Linked DNA regions of Mus musculus: all the other regions are linked to region 1. The links are chromatin loops, found by intact Hi-C in ENCODE. Cell type or tissue: left cerebral cortex. All regions are shown on one strand.

The links. Hi-C counts contacts between places; a loop is a spot of excess contacts. Peaks named below come from ENCODE experiments on the same cell type or tissue, not always from the same donor. Only the 100,000 strongest peaks of a DNase experiment are listed, where the experiment ranks them.
Region 2: a loop joins it to region 1, with 8 times the contacts of the local background. A loop is called at or near these places in 22 of 42 quality-filtered maps.
Region 3: a loop joins it to region 1, with 6 times the contacts of the local background. A loop is called at or near these places in 25 of 42 quality-filtered maps.

Annotation. Positions count from the first base shown.
Region 1 is chr14:67,945,164-67,947,663 of GRCm38, forward strand. No RefSeq gene overlaps it. Among named protein-coding and RNA genes, the nearest start is that of Gm41188, 1.7 kb to the right of the region's middle. In left cerebral cortex, a CTCF peak has its summit at 1,464 (motif pointing left); a DNase peak (open chromatin) is centred at 1,459.
Region 2 is chr14:67,208,890-67,211,389 of GRCm38, forward strand. It overlaps Gm30806 (a long non-coding RNA gene), which reads left to right. Exons shown (of 4, transcript XR_001781308.1): 4 at 100-214. Among named protein-coding and RNA genes, the nearest start is that of Gm30806, 8.6 kb to the left of the region's middle. In left cerebral cortex, a CTCF peak has its summit at 1,203 (motif pointing right); a DNase peak (open chromatin) is centred at 1,210.
Region 3 is chr14:67,221,129-67,223,628 of GRCm38, forward strand. No RefSeq gene overlaps it. Among named protein-coding and RNA genes, the nearest start is that of Gm20675, 11 kb to the right of the region's middle. In left cerebral cortex, no CTCF peak of the experiment used is centred here; no DNase peak of the experiment used is centred here.

The DNA of each region.
Region 1 (2,500 bases):
ACTTGGACTTCTTGACAGAGCCATGAACAATAAGCTTCTTTTCCTTATAAAATACTAAGTCTGTAGTAATTTGTTCCATGAGCAAAACCAGACAAAAACATTTGAACACACTCCCTCCCATGGGTACCAACAAGCATGCATGCACATACACAGATACACACACAGATACACACACACACACACACAGATACACACACACACACACACACACACACACACACACACACACACACACACACAGAGGTGTGCATGCTCACGCACCAGCCCCTTCATAAAATCTACTACTACGTTGAAATGCATGATCTTTCAATTTCTGCAAATTCGGTTCCTCTTCCCCCAAAATGTTCACAAACAAGTGCTGAGAGAATCTGACGGCCAAAGGCTATTACTCGATTTGTTCCAGAAGAGTCTAAACAGACGGAGCCAGAGGGCTGTCTTTTGCTTGTCAATGGGGACTTCCCTGAGAGGAAGGAGCCTTGCAGTAATGTGAGGTGACATTTTGAACTCTTCCAGTAAAGTGGATGCCATGACTGCCATCTAAAGCATTTACAGGGCCTCAGCCTTCAGCCTTCACCTCCCCACGCAGAGTGAGCTGACAGCCCTGCCCCCCCCCCCCCCCCCCCGCAGAGGTGCTATTGTGATCTCTGTCGGCATTGTCTTTTTGGTACAAACCACAGAAGTCTCTTCACAAGTGAGGCCATAGTAGTTGCACAATAAATTTTGCAGAGTTTTCCTAGCATTGACTCTCAGTGAGCATCTGATGAGTGGGTGCTCAGCCCCAGAGTAAGAGGGACCTTCATTGTCAGAGGTCACCTGTAGCTTCCACGGCAGGGTGGAGAAGGGGCCGTCGCTAGTTGCAGAGGCAAGAGCATAGGAAATGAAACACAGGACGATACTTGTGAAAGCATGAAAAAAAATCTAACTTGAAAATATATACCATCATTGCTAAATGACCCAGGAACCTGTCCATCAAGCAACAGGAGGGTGATCTCACTCAGCATTATGAGCTTTCTACTAAACATATGTCCTGTAGTATCCAAGAAGGACATGGCATGACCTATCTAAGGGTTACAGAAGACCACAGATGTGGAATATGCTTGTCTCCCTGGCACAGAGTAGAAAAAGACCATCAAATTTAAGGATCATGTTACAGGAAGAGGGCCAAGCTTCAAAACAGATCTGTAAATTTCAGGAAATCAGTCCATAGCAATTTGTGCCCGTGGTTTTTGAATACCAATAATTCACTATATATTACTGAAAATAGCTTGTGGAATTATGAAGGATTAGTGTACTGTGTTATGGAGGAATGGCAAAAATGAGCAGATCAAGGAGGCAATGTTGCTATTCTTGGAAAAGAAATGTTATTTGGAGGAGTCATTATTTAAAAAAAAAGGGGGGGGGGCAAGCGCAATGTAGACTAGATAGATATGGTGCTAGTGCCACCTGCTGTTGGAATTATGAATCGCAGTTATCCAACAGCGGATCTAATCTGTTGCAGTGAATGTAGAAGGGTTGTTGGGAAGGGAGTGGGTAAATGGACTCAGATAGGGAGGCTGTGTGGATCAGATCTTCCCTGTCATCCTCTTTATGACCAGGGAGAACAAGAAGGGCTTATTGGACCTGCCTTCGTGTACAGGGTTTTCTATCAAACTTGTGTTAGTGACAGAACGCAGATGCCAACAGCTCCTAGTACTATGTTCTAAGGCAACAGTTCTCAACACTCCGAATGCAACTCTTTAATACAGTTGTCATATTGTGGCGACCCACAACCATAAGATTATTTTCATTGCTACTTCATAACTGTAACTTTGCTACTGCTATAAATCATCATATAAATATTTTTGGAGCTGGGCAGTGGTGGCACATGCCTTTAATCCCAGCACTTGGGAGGCAGAGGCAGGCAGATTTCTGAGTTTGAGCCAGCCTAGTCTACAGAGTGAGCGCCAGGACAGCCAGAGCTATACAGAGAAACCCTGTCTCGAAAAGTCAAAATAAATAAGTAAATAAATAAAAAATATTAAATAAATAAAAATAAAAAATAAAGAAAGCAAAAAAAATTTTTTTTTATTTTGGAGTTAGAGGTTTGCTAAGGGGTCACCAACCACAGGTTGAGAACCACTGCTCTGAGGAAACCCAAGGTGTATTGCTAAATATAATGCTATTTCCTGTCAAGCTTTGAAAAACAAAACAAAACCGAGGGCATGAAGCAGCTGAGAAATTAAAGAAATGGTGGGAATGACAGAGAGAACAAACTGGAAAGATCATCAGGGCAGCAGATCCGAACAGCCAGGGGCAGTAAGGTCTGGGAAGTGCAGCCAGAAGCCAGTTACTGCAGCCTCGGGATATCTGCTGAGCCGTCCAGGCAGCTGGTCACCTGGAGGAGTCCAGGCAATTAGAGGCAAGGGGTCAGGGCTCCAGGACAGTATGTGCTGGTCTCAGAAAAATCTCTGAGAGCAAACAAGTCAAAACCAGAAATGACTCCGATCTACCCTGTATTTTT
Region 2 (2,500 bases), 740 kb before region 1:
TGTACTAACTAGCAACCATTTCTTACTTTTGACAGGAATTTTGACAACTCAACCAGTATAACTGAGCCAATGTTTATTGAGTATCTGCTTTGTTTCCAGCTCTGTGGAAAGTCCTGGCTTGCCGGGAGCCATGGTCTCAGCCATGTCCTTGTGGATATTTTCTAGCTTACATAAACAATCCTGAAAGGACATTCCTGGTCATAACAGTAAGAATGTTTATGGGAAAAGAGGACACTGTGACCGTTGGTTCTAGAAGCTGAAGATTGCCACCTGACCTTCAGAGAGTCCCTGGGCTCTTCCCCCCTCCCTTGGAGCCTCCTCTTGCTTATGCTTATATTGCCACTCCAGAATAAAGTTTTCAGAGCTTGATCAGTATGATTGACTTGCTCTCATTCTTCGTGTCTCTTATCTTCTTCTTCTTCTTCTCCTTCTTCTTCTTCTTCCTCTTCTTCTTCTTCTTCTTCTTCTTCTTCTTCTTCTTCTTCTTCTTCTTCTTCTTCTTCTTCTTCTCCTCCTCCTCCTCCTCCTCCTCCCCCTCCCCCTCCCCCTCCCCCTCCTTCTCTTCTCCTTCTCCTTCTCCTTCTCCTTCTCCTTCTCCTCCTCCTCCTCCTCCTCCTCCTCCTCTTCCTCCTTCTCCTTTCTCTCTCTCTCTCTCTCTCTCTCTCTCTCTCTCTCTCCCCTGCCCTGGGTCCCCGCAGATTGTCCCTGCAGGCCCGGGGAACTGGCTGACACTGAAGTAATGGTGACCAGCTCACAGGAAAATACAGATTAACCAATAATTGAAAGTTTTTGGATAATTTCTCTCAAAACATGAGGTCTACAGAAGGAAAGCACTAAAATTAGAAAAGGTTATTGGGTTTCTTGAAACTGTAGACTACATCTATTGATTTTCCTATGTTCAGCACATAGCCCAGTGCCCAGCACCTGGCAAGCATCCCAGAGACTTAGGAAATGAAATGTAGTCAACAAATTTCTGGGTGTGAACATCTTGGAAGACACACCATCTCACCCTGGCCTTTTTTTTAGCGACTACGTTTATTATTCCTCTTAGGAAGAAGGCTAAGAACTGAAGTGTACATTTGAGCACATTTTTCAAGAGAGATATTCCATAACTTTTTTTAAAAAATGATTTATTCTCATTATGTTTAGTGTGTGCTCAGGCAGGTGCACAAGTCACTGTGCACATGAGTGCAATGCTCATGGTGGCCAGAGGGGGGCAGGCAGGGGAATCCCCTGAAAATGGGAACTTTCTACAAAGGTGGTTGTGAGCCACAGGGAACAGGTCGTGTTCTGTTCTCTCCAAGGACAGTTACCCACTTTTAACTGTGGAGTCATCTCTCCAGTTGAGAGGATATGGCTTTTAAATGAAACTCTCAGAAGGCTCTAGAACCAGTTCCCTCACCCTGAAAAAAAGAATTCTGTCTTTATTATGGATACACTTCTGTGAGAAATGCTTGATTCGAAAAACAACAAAAAAACAAAAACAAAAAAATCCCTTTATTCAACTACTCCTTGAGTTGTGAACATCAGAAAAATGGGAACACATTCTTTTATATTGAGAGGTGCCATTTGTTCTTCTCAGAAGCTAAAGGATGTGTTGTCTCTCTTCTCAAGAGCTCAAGGGGTCATGGGTACCAAAGGAACCTCAGCTGGGGTGGGGAAGCTTGCAGTAAAGTCTTCCACCATGATTGACAGCTGGCAGCATCACCTGTCTTCAAGTGTTCAGTCTGCTGCTAGCAGAAGGCTGTGGAGGCTCCCTCTGGGGTGAGAACTGTCCCCGACAGTGGCCAGTTTCTGTATGAACTCTGGGAAAGAGTGTTCTAATAGGTTTGTCCATGAAAGGCCTAGACTGAGGAAATGGATAGATCCCACCATCCCAGCCTATTGGCAGGTATGGAGGTCTGAATGAAAATGGCCCCCAGAGGCTCACATGCTTGAATATTTGGTTTCCAGTTGGTGGAACTCTTTGGGAGTGGCCAGGGGTGTGGCCCTGTCAGAGGACTCGTGTGACTGGAGGACGGGCTTTAAGGTTTCAGGTTTGTCTATACCTCCTGCTTGTGGCTCAGGTGTAAGCTCTGAGCTGTCCCTGCCAGCATTCCTACTTGCCACCATAATGGTCTAACTTTCTGGAACTATAATCCTAGTTAAACGCTTTCTTTTTAAGCCCAACTAAATGCTTTCTTTTATAAGTTGCCTTGGTCATGGTGTCTTATCACAGCTGTAGAAAAGTAACTAATAAAGGATGTGGCAGCAGTGACCTCAGTGAGATGCTTTGAGTGGCCGAGCCATCCTGGTCACACTATAATCCACACACCTCCCTCTTTCTCTCCCTTCTCCTTCTCTCCCTCTGTCTCACTGTCCCTCTCCCAGTGTCCCCCCTCTCTCACAGACACACATGCAGAATCACACACACACACACACACAGAGTCACATACACACAGAGAGCACACATAGATACATACTCAGATATGCACACATACATACATGGCCACATAACACA
Region 3 (2,500 bases), 720 kb before region 1:
TCACTTGATCTTTAAGATTCAGTGCTCCAGCAGTCTGGGGAGGGGCGGCAGTCCAAGAGAGTGAAAGCTCAACCTGTGGGCAGTACCAGACAGACTACCAAGAAGTCCTTATAGCAGGCACACTATGCCAAGGGCATGTCACCAAGGACTGTGCAGAAAGCGACAGGGCAGCTTGACCAGTGCTTCACACTCTTGACATCTGTAGGAAGTGACAATACCCTTACTGTCTGTCTAGGGAAAGGCTCTGCTTGGTAACAGAGTGGAAAGTTTTATACAAGTCTTGCAAAGTCATGTTTGCAGCAGAGCTTCCCCACAGAATGGACATAATGGACAGAATGATGCTGGACTCTGTGGTGTGCTGACCTTGGCTCTCTGCAGAGGACTGAACCCTGACTAGAACCGTTTATACACATGTGTACGTGCACACACACATGTCCCAAGTACATGCAAAACCACACATGGGTGTTGCACCTGCAGTGTTGTGTATATGTGTGTAGATGGTCTCTATTCCATCTTCTTCCCTGCCATATATTCTTTGTTTTTTATTAAGGACCCCTTGGATCCAGTTGGTACTACCCAGATGTGCACCGGTGTGACACACACAACTTTGGATATATTTGTCAGAACAAAATTTTTCTTTTCTTAGTTAGGGTTTTACTGCTGTGAAGAGACACCATGACCATGGCAACTCATATTTAAAAAACAAAAACAGAAACCCAAAACAAAAACCTGAAAAATTGGATCTGGCTTACAGTCTCAGAAGTTCAGTCCATTATCATCATGGCATGAAACATGTGCTGGCAGACATGGGACTGGAGCTGGGAGTTGTATTTCCTGATTTCAGGCAGCTGCAGGAGACTGTGCTCCACACTGGGCCTAACTTGAGCATAGACTTCTAAGCCCAGCCCTCCCACAGTGGCAAGTGTCCTCCAACAAGACCACACCCAATCCAACTAGGCCACACCTCCTAATAGTGCCCCTCCCTATGGGCCAAGCATTCAAACACATGAATCTATGGGGCCATACCTATTCAAACCACCACAAAGGTATACATTAAAAACTGGAAGTGGGGCTGGTGAGATGGCTCAGTGGGTAAGAGCACCCAATGCTCTTCCAAAGGTCAGGAGTTCAAATCCCAGCAACCACATGGTGGCTCACAACCATCCATAACAAGATCTGACTCCCTCTTCTGGAGTATCTGAGGACAGCTACAGTGTACTTACATATAATAAATAAAAATATTAAAAAAAAAACTGGAAGTGATCACCTTTGAAAATATTTGATTGAGAAATAGCTGTTTCAAACAGAAAAGAGCACGGGAAAGGTGTGGTTCACGAAGCAGATCATGTTCTCACGAACCATCTGGAAGTTTTAGACAAAATCAGCATTTAATATCTACCCTATTCTTGCAGGATTTGTTTTTATCTTAATTATAAAATGTAAGTGGAGTATCACGGTTGTTTCAGACAGACCTCTTCAGGGGGATATTTACCCCGCCTTGCCCCGTGCGTCTTATGTGTGGTATCATTTTCCTGGAGTGCCAGAATGTGTAAATCTGTTGGGTGCACCAAGCAACAGATGCAAAGGGTTTCCTTGTGCATAGTTCATAATATTAATTATGCCATTAGTGTGTTATTGTCATTGTTAATAGATGGATATTGTGGATAAAGCCCTGAGCTAGCTGTCGGAAACTGTGAGTTGGAGGCACACACTCCTTGTCAACTCCTTAGCAATTCTAAAGGAGTCCGTGTGTCTTGTTTATGTCTGCCTAAAGGACAGAGCATCCCTGTTCACCCTGCCTGAAGTGCAGTGTTCGGAGACTCAAATGTGAAGGCCTACTTCAAGTGAGCTCTGAGAAATGCGAATGCCTCTGCAGATTTTCATCCTTTTCTTCCTAATTCGGGCAGTCCCCATTGAGTATTTAAACGGATATTTACATTTGAGGGGATTTAACTGAGACTTGGGTTTCCCAGCTAAGTGAGCCACCTTTGAGTGTTTCGAGCCACAGGCGCACGGTGAGTGCCTCACTGGACATCAATAGCTTCACTACTTACTTCTCCCTTGCTCTTTCTTACCTCCTGCCCCTCGATGAACTGGGTGGTGAAGGCTTAGGTTCTTTATGTAGTCTTCAGACGTGTGCATTAGCTGCTTGTCTTGTTGTTGTGACAAGATATTAACCAAAACTACTTAAGGAAGGGTCTGTTTGGGCTCACAGTCCTAGGGGACACAGTCCGCCACGGTGGGGAGGGGCAAAGTGCTACAGATGTGAGACAAGTGGTTGTATTGGGTCCATCCATCAGGAGGCAGAGAGAGATGGGCGTTGGTGCTTACCCCCTTCTCCTTTTTATTTAGTCTGGAGCACAGCCTCTGGACCTGTGCTGCCCATGTTTGGGGTGGGTCCTGTCTCAGCTAACCTAGTCTAGAAAATCCCTTACAGACTTGTTCAAAGATCTGTGCCCATGTTGGTTCTAACGCTCATCAGGTTGAGTCAAGATTCACT